Regions from separate parts of the Homo sapiens genome. Here region 2 is linked to region 1. The links are chromatin loops, found by intact Hi-C in ENCODE. Cell type or tissue: Caco-2. All regions are shown on one strand.

What was found. A loop is a pair of places that touch in the nucleus more often than their neighbours do. Peaks named below come from ENCODE experiments on the same cell type or tissue, not always from the same donor. Only the 100,000 strongest peaks of a DNase experiment are listed, where the experiment ranks them.
Region 2: it touches region 1 in a loop (5-fold over the local background); 4 of 110 quality-filtered maps call a loop at or near these places.

Annotation. Positions count from the first base shown.
Region 1 is chr13:61,681,488-61,689,487 of GRCh38, reverse strand. No RefSeq gene overlaps it. Among named protein-coding and RNA genes, the nearest start is that of LINC02339, 260 kb to the right of the region's middle. In Caco-2, no CTCF peak of the experiment used is centred here; a DNase peak (open chromatin) is centred at 3,697.
Region 2 is chr13:61,407,319-61,415,318 of GRCh38, reverse strand. It overlaps PCDH20 (protocadherin 20), which reads left to right. Exons shown (of 2, transcript NM_022843.4): 1 at 1-292; 2 at 1,353-5,634. The coding sequence starts at 161. The coding sequence ends at 4,076. Among named protein-coding and RNA genes, the nearest start is that of PCDH20, 4.5 kb to the left of the region's middle. In Caco-2, a CTCF peak has its summit at 4,412 (motif pointing right); a DNase peak (open chromatin) is centred at 28.

The DNA of each region.
Region 1 (8,000 bases):
CTTTTAATTCATTTTTCTGGCCTAACTGCACTATCTGGGCTTTCCAGTACTATGTCAAATAGAAGTGGTGACAGTGAGCATCCTTGTTTCGTTCCTGATCTTACGAAAAGGTTTTTAGCTTTTTTATTGTTGAGTATGTTAACTGTGAGTTTGATATATGGCCTTTATTGTGTTGAGGAACGTTACAACTGTACCTAAATTGTTGAGAGTTTTTATCATAAAAGAATGTTCAATTCTGCCAAATTTTTTTTTGCATTAATTGAATTGGTCATGTGGCTTCTGTCCTTCATTTTGTTCACATTGTATATCATATTTATTGATTTGTGTATATTAAACCATCCTTGCATCCAACAAGTAAAGACCTCTGATCATGGTAGATAATACTTTAATGTGCTATTTATTTTACTTGATAGTTTTTGTCGAGAATTTTGAATCTATGTTCATCAGGGATATTGGCCTGATGAACATAGATTAAAGATAATTTTCTTTCTTGTGGTATCCTTGTCTGACTTTGGTAGGAAAATCATAGTTTCTTCATAAAATTCGTATGGAAGTATTCCCTGTTCTTGAATTTTCTGGAGGAGCTTGAGAATTATTGGTAGTAATTCATTAAACATTTGGTGGAATTCAATCATAAAGCCAAATGGTCCCCAGCTTTTATTTGATGAGAGACTTTTCATTAATAATTCAATTTCCTTACTTATTGTTGTTCTGTTTATATTTTCTATTTATTTATGATTCAGTCTTGGTAGATTGTATGTTTCCAGGAATGTATCAATTTCTTCTAAGTTACTCAGTTTTTCAGAGTATAATATTTCAGAGTAGTCTCTTACAATTGTATCTTGTGACACTGGTGGTAGTGTCTCTTCTTTCATTTCTACTTTTATTTACTTGAGGCTTCTCATTTTTAAAATTAAGTCTACTTAAAATTTGCCAATTTTGTTTATCTTTAAAGAAAACAGAAACTCTTAGTTATGTTGCTATTGTTTTTCTAGTCACTATTTTAATTTTTTCTGCTTTGATATTTATGATCCCTTCCTTCTACTAACTTTGGGTTTAGTTTGTTATTTTTTGATCTCTTGAGGTAAAACTTTTAAGTTTATTTGACATCTTTTTTCATGTTTTGATGTAAGGACCTAGTGCTATCATCTTCCCTCCTAGGGCTGTTTTTGCTGTATCCTATGGGTTTAGTACGTTGTGTTCCCATTTTCATTTGTCTAAAAATATTTTCTGTTTTTTGATTTATTCTGTGATTTTTTTTTGTTCAGGAATATGTTTAATATCAACATATTTGTGATTTTTTCAAAATGTATCCTGTTATTGAGTTCAAGTTTAATACTATTGTGGTCAGAAAAGATACTTGATATGATTTCAATCTTCTTAAATTTCTTAAAACTGATTTTGTGGCCTAATATATGGTTCATTTTGGTGAATATTTTATACGTATTTAAGAAGAAATTTGTATTCTGCTCTTGTTGGATAAGATGGTTGGTTTATGTCTTTTAGACCAATTTGGTTTAAAGTGTAGTCCAAGTCCACAGTTTCCTTGATGGCTAATTTAGCCACTGTTAAAAGTGGGGTACTGAAATTCCCAACTATTATTGCATTATTGTCTATCTCTCCTTTGTGATCTATTAAGATTTGCTTCATATAATTAGGTACTCTGATATTGGGTGCAAATATTTTATAATTGTTATATTCTGCTAATGAATTGACTGACCCTTTATTGTTATAACATTACCCTTTATGCCTCTTTCTACCATTTTTGAATTAAAGCTTAGTTTGTCTGATAAGTATAACTACCCTAACTACCCCTATTCTTTTTGGGGTTCATTTTTATATCTATTTTATATCTATTTATTTATATCTATTTTCCAACCCTTCAGTTTTAGTCTAGCTGTGTCACTAAAGCTGAAGTGAATCATGAATCCTTCATAGGGCATATAAAATTGAGGCTTGTTTTTTGTTGTTGTTTGTTCTTACCATTTGGCCACTCTGTCTTTTGATTGAAGAATTTAAACCCTTTTATATTAAGGAAATTATTTATAGGTAAGTCCTTACTACTGCTATTTTGTTTATAGTTTTCTGGTTGTTTTGTTGATCTTTTGTTCCTTTCTTTCTATGTCTTCCTCTATGGTTTAATGATTTTCTGTAATATGTTTGATTTCTTTGTCTTTATCTTTTATCTATGTTGGATAGATTTTTGCTTTTTGGGTTACCATGAGGCTTACATAAATCATTTATATATGTAACAAGCTATTTTAGGCTGTTAAGTTTGATCATATATAAAAACTCTAAACTTTTACTCCCCAACATACATTTTATGTCACAATTTATAAATTTTTATATTGTTTATCCACTAAGAAGTTATTGCAGCTACAGTAATTTTTAATACTGTTCTACATTTTAACCTTTATACTGGAGATATACATGATTTATACACTACTATTTCAATATTAAAGTATTCTAAAATTTGACTATGTACTTACTATTACCACTGAGCTTATACTTTTATATTTTCATGTTACTAATTAGCTTCCTTTTGTTTCAGCTTGAAGATCTCCCTTTAGCATTTCTCATAAAGCAGGTCTAGTAGGGTAAACTCCCTGAGCTTTTATTGTCTAGAAAAGTCTTTATCTCTCTTTCATTTCTGAACAACAGCTATGCAGTTTGTGATATTATCGGTTGGCATGTTTTTTTTTTTTTTATTAGTACTTTGAATGTATCGTCCTTATCTGCCTTTGCACTGAAAAATTTCTGCTGAGAAATCCTCTGGTAACCTTATGGTTATTCATATATATGGAACAATCATTTTTCTCTGTTGCATTCACAATTCTTTGTCTTTAATTTTTGATAGTTTAATTATAATATGCCTCGGTGTAGTCTTCATTGGCTTGATTATGATTAGAAAAATTTTAGCTTTCTATATCTCTATATTTATATCTTTCCCCAGATTTGAAATTTTTTTAATTACTATTTTTTAAAGAAGCTTTCAATCCCTTTCTCTCTTTCTTCTGCTTCTCGAGATGTGAAAGTTAGCTTTCTTGATGCTGTCCCATATATCTCATAGGGTTTCTTTACCCCTTTTTATTTTATTTCTTCTTTCTCCTTTGATTATATATTTTCAAATAAATTGTCTTTGAATTCAAAGATTCTTTCTTCTGGTTGATTAGTTTCACTGATGACAGTCTTTATTACATTTTTCATTTAACTCATTATTTTCAGCTCTAAAATTTGTTTGGTTCTTTATTAAAAAAAAATTAACCTGTTAAATTTTTCATTTTATTCGTTTACTGTTTCCTGGATGTCATTAAATTGTTTCCCTGTGCCCTCTTAGAGTTCACTGAGCTTCCTGAAAATAATTATTTTAAACTTTTTGTGAGACAATTTGAAGGTTTCAATTTTGTGGTGGGGAGGGCGGGGTCATTCACTAGGAAATTATTGTGTTCTTTTGGTGGTATATTCCCTTAGTTTTTCATATTTTTTTGCCTTGCCTTGATGTTGCGCATATGATAGAGCAGTCACTTCTTCCAGACTTTACATACTCTTTTCAGTGGGCAAAGATCTTCCCCTATGAGTGGGCTTGAGAGTGCTGGCTGTAAGCAGTGCAGCAGTTTAGGTTCTAGTGAGGACACGGAAGCATAGTTCTTATGCAGTTCTGTCAGCTGAGGTCACTGTTGGCTAAGATTGCAGGGATCCTCAGCAGCAAAGTGTTTAGGTATCCCTGGTGGCAGCAAAGGCAGTTGAGGTTTAAAATGGCAAAGGTTGCTAGGGTGCTCCTGCTACCTTTTTCTGCCACTGGAGAAGTCATGACCAAGGGGATCCCTTTTGGCACTGAAACCAACTTCTGGGCACGTTTGCAGTGGCAGCAGCATCATCATTGTCTGCTTCATGGTGCCAGTGAAGTGGCCATGGAGCCAAGGTCTGAAGCACAGGCACATGGGGATGAACCAAGGCTCCAGAGTCTGGGTGGTGGTGGCACCAGTGCCTGGGGCACAGGTCTTCCTGTTGCTACTTTGGTAATGATGTCCAAGGCATAGTGCTTGTGGAACAACCAAGAGGTTGTGTTCTGAAACATGGGCATACCCAGAGCTACAGAAGATCTGAGGTCTCTGATGTATTCTAACTTGCAGCAGCAGTGACTTTGGTGTTCCGCAAGTGGGCACAGCATGCCAGCAGCCATGGAGCTGGGATCTGGAGTGTGGATATGCAAGAAGCTATGTGAGTATGAGTCTGAGGTCTTGAGAAACTAGCTTGCTGTGGCAGTGGCTCTGATATCAGAGATGTGAGCACTCATGGAGCACCTGTGGAGCCAGCGTGCATTGTGCAAGTGTACACAGGAATAAAGTCCTGTAACCCGGGCTCCAAGATTGAGGGTGGAGCTACACTAGAGCAGCAGTGACTTCTGTGTCTGAGGTGTGAATGCATGTGATATGACCACAGAGTGGGGTCCCAGAACACAGGCAAATGTGGAGCAGCCATGAAGCCTGGTTCTGAGGTATGGCCATGCATGGAGCAACCATGGTTTCAGGGTATGGGGGCAGTGTTGGGAAGGGTGGCAAAACAGTGTCTTCTTCATGGGAGGGTGGTGGGAAGCAACTGCATCTCTGTTTCCTGGTGGTTTGTGATGAGGATGGTTGTTGGTTACCTCAGTGGCAAAAGCTGATGATGTCCTCTATTAAGCAGACCACTGTGGACTTCAGTGGCTATCTCCATGTGGCTGATATTGATAACCTCCATACTTTTTCTTTGTTCCTAGACATTTCCACACATCTCATGTCTGCCAGTCTTTCCAGCCACCATTTCTGTGCAGTGATTCTGGGCTTTTTTGCTCCGTAATGTTGCAACCAGTTCTTAAATGGACCCTTTATTTCTCCCAAGATTATTATCGTTCATGGATAATTACATATTTGTTATTTTGGGGGCAATATGTCTTGTATTATCTACTCCACCATCTTGCTCGTTGTTTTTTTCTTTTTCTTTTAGAGATGGGGTCTCGCTCTGTCATCTAGACTGGAGTACAGTGGTGCGATCATAGCTCACTGTAACCTCAGACTCCAAGGCTCAAGGGATCCTGCCACGTCAGGCTCCTGAGTATCTTTGACTACTGGTGTGTGCTACCATCCCTGGCTAATTTATTAAACTATTATAGAAACAGAGTCTCATCATGTTGCCCACACTGGTCTTGAACTCCTGGCCTCAAGTGACTCTCCTGCCTTGGCCTCCCAAAATGCTGGGATTATAGGCATGAGCTGCTGTGCCTGGCCAGAGTTTCTAATTCTTCATATGACACACAATTTTTCTTGCTGGCATGACTACAACATCAATGACCCTTAAATCTGCCAGGCAAATGTATTGTGTTTCTTGAATCTTTTCACTTATTTACTTACATTGATGACTGCCTTATACCTTATCCTTTTTCCTCAAACCTTCATCATGTCTAACCTTATCTGCAATCTTAGTATCCATATAGCTTTCTGACTGAGAGAATAAAAAGGAAAACCAAAAGACAATTTTTAGTTTGATCACTCACCTACCCATATCAGTGTGCATGCTCTGTTTCCCCTCCTAGTACTCCAGGGCTTACACTGTTCATAGCCTTGGCCAAGACTAATCCCTCCATTTTGCAGTAAATTGTTTTTACCCTTGAATAATCGAGAACATTTCCCCCAGAAATTCTGCTTATTTTATAAAAATTATTGGTTTTTCTCTCTTCACTGGATCATCTCTATGAAAATACAATGTATTATTTTTTTCTGTATTATATTTTTCTCTTGGCCTTTGTATTAGTCCATCTTTACACTGCTAAAGACATACACAAGACTGGGTAATTTACAAAAAAAAAAAAAAAAAAAGAGGTGTAATTGTACTCACCATTCCACATGGCTGGGGAGGACTCACAATCATGGCAGAAGGGAAGGAGGAGCAAATCACATTTTACAATGGCAGCAGGAAAAAAGAGAGCTTGTGTAAAGAAACTCATGTTTTTAAAACCATCAGATCTCATGAGACTCGTTCACTCTCACGAGAACAGCACAGGAAAGACCCACCACCATAATTCTGGCACCTCCCACTGGATTCTTCCCATTACATTTGGGAATTGTGGAAGTTACAAATCAAGATGAGATTTGGGTGGGGACACAGCCAAACTATATTATTCCACCCCAAATATCATGTCCTCACATTTCAAAACCAATCATGCCTTCCAAAGAGTACGCTAAAGTCTTAAATTATTTCACCATTAACTCAAAAGTCCACAGTCCAAACTCTATCTCAGACAAAGCAAGTCCCTTCCACCTATGAGCCTATAAAATCAAAAGTAAGTTAGTTACTTCCTAGATACAATGGGAGTATAGGCATTGGGTAAATGTAGCCATTCCAAATGGGAGAAATTGGGCAAAACCAAAGGGCTATAGGTCCCATGTAAGTCTGAAACCCAGCAGGGCAGTCAAGTCTTAAAGCTTCAAAATTTTCTCCTTTGATTCCATGTCTCACAGCCAGGTCATGCTGATGCAAGTAGGAGTTCCCATGGTCTTGGATAGCTCTGCCCCATAGCTTTGCAAGGTACAGCCTCCTTCCTGGCTGCTTTCACAGACTGGCATTGAGTGTCTGTGGCTTTTCCAGTTGCATGGTGCAACCTGTCACTGGATCTACCATTCTGGGGTCTGGAGGATGGTGGCCCTCTTCTCACAGCTTCACTAGGCAGGGCCCCAGTAGAAATTCTGTGTGGGGGTTCCAACCCCACATTTCCCTACCACACTGCCCTTGCAGAGGTCCTCCATGAGAGCCCTGCCCCTGCAGCAAACTTCTTCCTGGACATTCAAGCATTTCCAAACATCCTCTGAAATCTACATTGGCCCCTTACAGCCACGGCTGGAGCAGCTGGGACACAGGGCACCAATTCCCTAGGCTGCACACAGCATGGGGATACTGGGCCTGGTGCACAAAACCACTATTTCCTCCCAGGCCTCCAGGCCTGTGATGGGATGGGCTGCCATGAAGGACTCTGACATGCCCTGGAGACATTTTCTCCATTGTTTTGGGGATTAATATTCAGCTCCTTGTTACTTACACAAATTTCTGCTGCCAATTTGAATTTCTCCTCAAAAAATAGAATTTTCTTTTCTATTGCCTTTTCAGGCTGCAAGTTTTCTGACCTTTTATGCTCTGCTTCCCTTATAAAACTGAATTCCTTTAATAGCACTAAAGTCAACTCCTGGATGCTTTGCTGCTTAGAAATTTCTTCAGCCAGATAGCCTAAATCATCTCTCTCAAGTTCAACGTTCCACACATCTCTAGGGCAGGGGCAAAACGCTGCCAGTCTCTTTGCTAAAACATAACAAGAGTCACCTTTGCTCCAGTTCTCAACAAGTTCCTCATCTCCTTCTGAGACCACCTCAGCCAGAGTTTAATTGTCCATATCATTATCAGCATTTTGGTCAAAGCCATTCAACAAGTCTCTAGGGGCTTCCAAACTTTCCCACATTTTCCGATCTTCTGAGCCCTCCAAACTGTTCCAAACTCTGCCTGTTACCCCGTTCTAAAGTTACTTCCACATTTTTGGGTAGCTTTTCAGAAGCGCCCCACTCTACTGGTAACAATTTACTGTATTCATCCATTTTTACACTGCTGATAAAGACATAGCCAAGACTGGGTAATTTACAAAAGAAGGAGGTTTAATTGGACTCACAGTTCCATGTGGCTGGGGAGGCCTCACAATCATGGCAGAAGGCAAGAAACAGAAAGTCACATTTTTCGATGGCAGCAGGTAAAAAGAGAGCTCGTGCAGATAAACTCCCGTTTTTAAAACCATCAGATCTTGTGAGACTCATTCACCATTATGAGAAGATCACAATAAAGACCCACTCCCATAATTCAGTTACCTCCCACTGGGTTCCTCCCATGACATTTAGGAATTGTGGGAGTTACAATTCAAGATGAGATTTGGGTGGGGACACAGCCGAACCATATCAGCCTTATTATTCAAGCCAGCTACAACC
Region 2 (8,000 bases), 270 kb after region 1:
CTTCTGCCCTCTTGCCTTTCTGCCACTCTTTGAGTTCCCGTCCTTAATTGAAGAGCCAGTGACTATTGGCTGAAGTTCCCCCAGCGATTTGCATGAACCGAGAGGGAGTGTCTTCTGCCGCCCTCCCTTCAAGAGCGCTCTGACTGCAGCCTCCCAGGGAATGCGCGGCCGAGGGAATGCGCGCAGCTCACAGGCCCTGGGAGTGAGCTGGTGCCCGGCGACCTGGCACCCGCGCCTGGATATGGGGCGTCTACATCGTCCCAGGAGCAGCACCAGCTACAGGAACCTGCCGGTAAGGGTTAGGGTCAAGGAACCCCGCGACCCCGACAAGTTGCAGTATTGTGAAGCAATTCCCACTCGGATGGTTTTTCAAACCTTCTACCTTTATCTAAACTTCACGGGAAGGATGGCGCCGGGAGGGAAAGGGAGTTTGGGATAATGTGTCTTCCTTTTAACAAGGAATAGGGAAGTCCGTGGGTCATGAGAGGAAGTTTCTGAAGCAAGAAATGTATCCAGATAAGGTCGAGGGCATCGGGGGTGCGCTCAATCCGCTTTAGCTACAGGGGTTCGGGATCGTTTCCTGCTGCTGGCGTCTGGCTATGAATGCCTACTGCAATTGACAAATTGTTTTTGCATAGCCATTTTCCGCGTTTACTTTGCTTCCCCCTAAGGGAGGGGGATTAGTGACTGCTTGGTAAGGGGTGGAAATCCAGATCCTTTCGGTTTGATTTCAGATGTGTGCTAAAATAAAAATCACTCTTTCCGACCTAAGACCTAAAGTGTTGGAGGTGGAGGAGGAAGTGTTGGTATTTTTTCTATATTATTATTATTATTGCGATTGTGGTTGTTTTTATGGTTCTCTTAGTAAGGGATGTAACACACTGCGTGTTCCAGCACTCTAATGGCAGAATCACTTCAAGGAGAAATAAATTGCCCACCTTTCAGTGCTCTCTACTACCAGCCCCCTCCCTCCCCATCACCTACCCTGGGTTTCCGTGTCGCTTTGCGCAGTCTCTGAGTCGGAATCCTCTCCACTCCGGTGTGTGTTTCCAGGGATGTTTTACGGTTTGGGATTCTGAATGTTAGCTGGATGAGGGTGGTGATGGGGAAACGAGGGGGGAAGGCGGGGGCGGAGGGGATAGAAAGTGAACAGCAAAATTAAGTTTTGGAGACGATATTGCCCCACAGATCTCTCCTTCGCAGCAGGGTTCTTCTCCGCCCCCGTTCTAATTAGAGGTTTTGCTTCTGGGAACGGGGATGGGGACAGCAAGGATCACAGGGGCGCTAGTTTCTCTCTCGGACCCCTATTTCCCCGTGTGTGTAATGAGCTTTCTTCCCTCCCCCAACTCCAGCATCTGTTTCTGTTTTTCCTCTTCGTGGGACCCTTCAGCTGCCTCGGGAGTTACAGCCGGGCCACCGAGCTTCTGTACAGCCTAAACGAGGGACTACCCGCGGGGGTGCTCATCGGCAGCCTGGCCGAGGACCTGCGGCTGCTGCCCAGGTCTGCAGGGAGGCCGGACCCGCAGTCGCAGCTGCCAGAGCGCACCGGTGCTGAGTGGAACCCCCCTCTCTCCTTCAGCCTGGCCTCCCGGGGACTGAGTGGCCAGTACGTGACCCTAGACAACCGCTCTGGGGAGCTGCACACTTCAGCTCAGGAGATCGACAGGGAGGCCCTGTGTGTTGAAGGGGGTGGAGGGACTGCGTGGAGCGGCAGCGTTTCCATCTCCTCCTCTCCTTCTGACTCTTGTCTTTTGCTGCTGGATGTGCTTGTCCTGCCTCAGGAATACTTCAGGTTTGTGAAGGTGAAGATCGCCATCAGAGACATCAATGACAACGCCCCGCAGTTCCCTGTTTCCCAGATCTCGGTGTGGGTCCCGGAAAATGCACCTGTAAACACCCGACTGGCCATAGAGCATCCTGCTGTGGACCCAGATGTAGGCATTAATGGGGTACAGACCTATCGCTTACTGGACTACCATGGTATGTTCACCCTGGACGTGGAGGAGAATGAGAATGGGGAGCGCACCCCCTACCTAATTGTCATGGGTGCTTTGGACAGGGAAACCCAGGACCAGTATGTGAGCATCATCATAGCTGAGGATGGTGGGTCTCCACCACTTTTGGGCAGTGCCACTCTCACCATTGGCATCAGTGACATTAATGACAATTGCCCTCTCTTCACAGACTCACAAATCAATGTCACTGTGTATGGGAATGCTACAGTGGGCACCCCAATTGCAGCTGTCCAGGCTGTGGATAAAGACTTGGGGACCAATGCTCAAATTACTTATTCTTACAGTCAGAAAGTTCCACAAGCATCTAAGGATTTATTTCACCTGGATGAAAACACTGGAGTCATTAAACTTTTCAGTAAGATTGGAGGAAGTGTTCTGGAGTCCCACAAGCTCACCATCCTTGCTAATGGACCAGGCTGCATCCCTGCTGTAATCACTGCTCTTGTGTCCATTATTAAAGTTATTTTCAGACCCCCTGAAATTGTCCCTCGTTACATAGCAAACGAGATAGATGGTGTGGTTTATCTGAAAGAACTGGAACCCGTTAACACTCCCATTGCGTTTTTCACCATAAGAGATCCAGAAGGTAAATACAAGGTTAACTGCTACCTGGATGGTGAAGGGCCGTTTAGGTTATCACCTTACAAACCATACAATAATGAATATTTACTAGAGACCACAAAACCTATGGACTATGAGCTACAGCAGTTCTATGAAGTAGCTGTGGTGGCTTGGAACTCTGAGGGATTTCATGTCAAAAGGGTCATTAAAGTGCAACTTTTAGATGACAATGATAATGCTCCAATTTTCCTTCAACCCTTAATAGAACTAACCATCGAAGAGAACAACTCACCCAATGCCTTTTTGACTAAGCTGTATGCTACAGATGCCGACAGCGAGGAGAGAGGCCAAGTTTCATATTTTCTGGGACCTGATGCTCCATCATATTTTTCCTTAGACAGTGTCACAGGAATTCTGACAGTTTCTACTCAGCTGGACCGAGAAGAGAAAGAAAAGTACAGATACACTGTCAGAGCTGTTGACTGTGGGAAGCCACCCAGAGAATCAGTAGCCACTGTGGCCCTCACAGTGTTGGATAAAAATGACAACAGTCCTCGGTTTATCAACAAGGACTTCAGCTTTTTTGTGCCTGAAAACTTTCCAGGCTATGGTGAGATTGGAGTAATTAGTGTAACAGATGCTGACGCTGGACGAAATGGATGGGTCGCCCTCTCTGTGGTGAACCAGAGTGATATTTTTGTCATAGATACAGGAAAGGGTATGCTGAGGGCTAAAGTCTCTTTGGACAGAGAGCAGCAAAGCTCCTATACTTTGTGGGTTGAAGCTGTTGATGGGGGTGAGCCTGCCCTCTCCTCTACAGCAAAAATCACAATTCTCCTTCTAGATATCAATGACAACCCTCCTCTTGTTTTGTTTCCTCAGTCTAATATGTCTTATCTGTTAGTACTGCCTTCTACTCTGCCAGGCTCCCCGGTTACAGAAGTCTATGCTGTCGACAAAGACACAGGCATGAATGCTGTCATAGCTTACAGCATCATAGGGAGAAGAGGTCCTAGGCCTGAGTCCTTCAGGATTGACCCTAAAACTGGCAACATTACTTTGGAAGAGGCATTGCTGCAGACAGATTATGGGCTCCATCGCTTACTGGTGAAAGTGAGTGATCATGGTTATCCCGAGCCTCTCCACTCCACAGTCATGGTGAACCTATTTGTCAATGACACTGTCAGTAATGAGAGTTACATTGAGAGTCTTTTAAGAAAAGAACCAGAGATTAATATAGAGGAGAAAGAACCACAAATCTCAATAGAACCGACTCATAGGAAGGTAGAATCTGTGTCTTGTATGCCCACCTTAGTAGCTCTGTCTGTAATAAGCTTGGGTTCCATCACACTGGTCACAGGGATGGGCATATACATCTGTTTAAGGAAAGGGGAAAAGCATCCCAGGGAAGATGAAAATTTGGAAGTACAGATTCCACTGAAAGGAAAAATTGACTTGCATATGCGAGAGAGAAAGCCAATGGATATTTCTAATATTTGATATTTCATGGTGGAATAACACAGAGAAATGTTTTAACTGACTTTGGATCTTCATCACCTAAAAAAGAGTGTGTTGATGGCAGTTCCAATGAAGGACAACTAATTTATAACTTGTTCTATATTGTAAATAGCTGTTTACAGGTTTTTAAATTTAAATTCAGAGGTTATAAAATGTGTACAGCATTTTTAAGTGAAAATTAGTACTAACAGCTATAGGACTTGTATTTAAAAAAAAAAAAAAAGCTTGGACATGGTTTGCAGCTTTCATACACCAAGCAGATGATTGATAAAACCTGGGAGTAAGGTAAGAAAAATGGAACAAATTTTTATCTAAAAATTCCTGTCACCACAAGAGGGCATCAGCTGCTCCTTTGCAGGAAACTGGGGTATTGTACTTGGCAGTTGTACATGAAATTAATGAAAGAGTATATTTTAAATATATTGTTTTTAACATTAAACAAATATGAAATTAAAGTAAATTAAATTTCACCCTATTTAAACATATGATAAAAAAAGAAATGCACTTGTAAACAGAATGTTTATTACCTCATAAGTGCATATATAGTGTGAAAGAGAAGGCATTAAAAAGAAGTGCAATTCCTTTTTAGCAAGGATAAAATCATTGCCTTGTGTTACAGATTCAGCCTGCTGAAGAGTATTCCACTTTCTGTGTACTCGAATTGCTTTCTGTTTGCTTTACCACTGCACTTGTTATTATTACAAGGGAAATAGATTTATACATACATATATATATTCTTCATTACAGGAAATGTAACTAGATATTGTGCCCAAGAAAAACAGCCAGAAGCAAAGAAATGCTTCAATCTTTAGTTGCTTCATAGGCATTCATGACATTTTAGTGCTTTCACAACTTGTTGGTCGTACTTTATACTTGGGTTATATATTAGACTTTTATAGGCTTGAAATCATCCATCACATAAGAAAATAGAAATCATATTAAAAGTGAATTCTTCTAGAGGCTTGTGTACACTACTGGTTGTTTTAGTTGGGCCTTTTATATGAAAGTTATACTGTACTTATCTTTTTGTTGTTGTTTAGGTTTGTTGACTACCATTTCTGGCTTCCTTTCTTTGGTTTTGGATTAAATCCAACAGTTTATTTGTAAGCCCTGCAGCAGATTTCTTTGATAATTTAGCTTTTACTGAATCTCTTGCAATGAAGAAAGCTATTTCATCAGTGATTTATCACTTTCAATTCATTGTGTGAGCTGGAAATATTATTTTATATGAGAGCTATAGCAAAATAATCTGTATAAACAAGGAATGTGTTAGCTTAAACTGGATCATTTTACTTTTTGGCATCATGCATCTGTACTGTACCAAAAGTGTTTATATGTCTGCAAATTAAAGGTATATATTTTCATAATTTCTTTCTCACTTTTAGCATTTTATATTTGAACATGGGCTTGTTATTTCACTGAAGTGCCTGTCATTTGTTTGTTTTTAGGGTTAAATGTGGGTAACCTGTAGTATTCTGCTATACTAAAGTTTATATTAAATGAATTCATTACTCAATTAAACATTGGGTAAATTATTAAATGTGTGTGTAGTTATAGACATATATATAGTAGAAAGAGAGTATGCCTAAATGTTTGATGTAAGTTCATATGAAAATTTGCACCCATGTATGTGCACATGCATATTAATTTATTATAGATTTAATATCATTATAAATTTTCATTTTACTACAGATTTATAACAAATCCTCTGTTAGCTGTGTTGCAATAGCTTGCAATAATTTTTAAAACAAAAATACTCTACAAAAAAGACATTGAATGCAAACAACCAAGTTCTTTTAGATTTGTATTAATTAACTCATTTATCTTATTTTTCTTCAATTTGAGAATTTCAATAAATAAAATAATAAGTATATGAGGCAGCAATGTTTGTTACAAAAAGTAAATATATTTTTATTGGAAATTCCTTTTGTACGAGAGGCATCTGAGCTAAGAGACTAAGATCATTTAACCCCCAAAACTTTTCATTTATAACTGATATGTAGCAATGGAGGAAACATCTCTTACTAGTCATATTTTATTTCTTATTTCTCTTTTTTAAAGAAAGGAACTTCATGAGATAAAAGTAACACTATTTATTTTTAAGAAGCCTCCATAAGTGCAATAATTTTACCATCAGTATAAATAGCACAATTTTCGATTCATTTCCAAATCTGAAGAAGGTTCATGTGTTTTGGGGAATGGACTTGATCTCCAGCATGAGAAATGCCTGTAACATTAATAAAAAGATGTATTTCTGAATAACTTCTTGTGGCAGGATTTCCTTTACAAAAACATCTCATTCACATTAAAAACATTAATAGCGAGGAAAGCTAAACTAAATTAAACTAAAAGATAAAAGCCCCTTTTTACTGACACCTTGTGCTAGAATAGTTGCCAAAATGTATGCTAATCATGTCAATGTTGTTAGTTGAGCTGGCACAAAAATAAATGTTCCATTCATTAAAACCCCTAATATCCATTTAACAGTTTGTGAACCAATGAGTTCTCTTTGCCCAATTTAATGAAGAAGAGATTGCTGTGATCTTTGCACTGCCAAATTCACTCTTACACTACAGAGAAAATTGTTCATTAATTTGAATTGGGAAGTTTAAAACCAACATAGCAATTTCAGCTACAGGGAAAAAAACAATTTACGTTATTTGACTACTTAGGGTAGATTTCCTGACCCTATTAAAAAAAAAAAAAAAAAAAAAAAAGCCCTCCTGGCAGTTAGGCTTTCATCAATGGTAGTTGGAAAAGAAGAGAAAAATAAATTCTTTTTAAACAGTTTTGTAGTATTGATGCATTAAAAAATGTAAATTTTGAGTGTTTTAGATGTTCTACATGTATTTTAGGAAAACACCAGGCATGATTTTACTGTGAAATAACATCACTGGAAACAATTTTTAGGAGTGGTGTATGAAGCTGATTTGATTGCAGTAAGATCTCTCACAAGGATTCTAATTTGTGCTCCCAGAAAATGCCTAAATTGACAACTATAAAGGGGGAAATTAAGCAAACCTCTGTCCTCTGGATGTTCAGGTTCCGATCTCTCCTCCTGAGGTGAGGACTCTGTGAGGTCCTGATCCCTGGCAGACAATGGAGAATGTAATGAAACTGCAGCACCAACCAGCTGGTGTTCTTCAAATCGTTGGGCAGCCTCAATTCATGGAGGCCAGGGACATAAATACCTGAGCATTTTCATCGCTCTATGGTAAATTTGCTCACTGAAAAAAGTCAAAATTGCCACGAAATGCCATATTGCAGATCTAGGCATTCTCTGCCTAGCACTGTGCCTTTATGTGCAAGTAGTCAATAAATATTTATTGAAGAGAACTGATGGGCCCACAAGAAGACTCAGAGAAAAAATCAATTAAAACAATTTGGATTCCTGAGCTAAAAAGTCGCAGCACAGTATTTTTTTTTAGTTATTTCTATTTCTAATAACAAACCATGTATATTTTTCAGATAATATATACATAAATACATAACCTATAATCATTTTTAAATGTCACTTTTTGTATATATTGTCCTTATATAGTAGCATTTGTAAAATAGACTCCTAAACTAGGAACGTCTTCCTTTAAGGATATAAAACAAAATTGAGTGAACTTTAAAACTTAACCCACTAATGTCAAGAAGTAAGAATACCGTGGTGATTTCTAAAAAATCAGTCATACAGTCATTTATCCCATACATATTTTAGTACCCATATTACAACTCTTTTAATGAACTTACATCATCCTGTGGAAAGCCAATAAGAAAACCAGTTTCAAAACATATGTGATAAATGCCTATTCTTTGGATGCTATGTGAGCAGGACCTAACCCAATTTTGGAAAGTCAGAGAAGACTCCCTAAAGGAGGTGATGTCTATTTTGAACCCTTCTCATAAGAAGTTATGAGC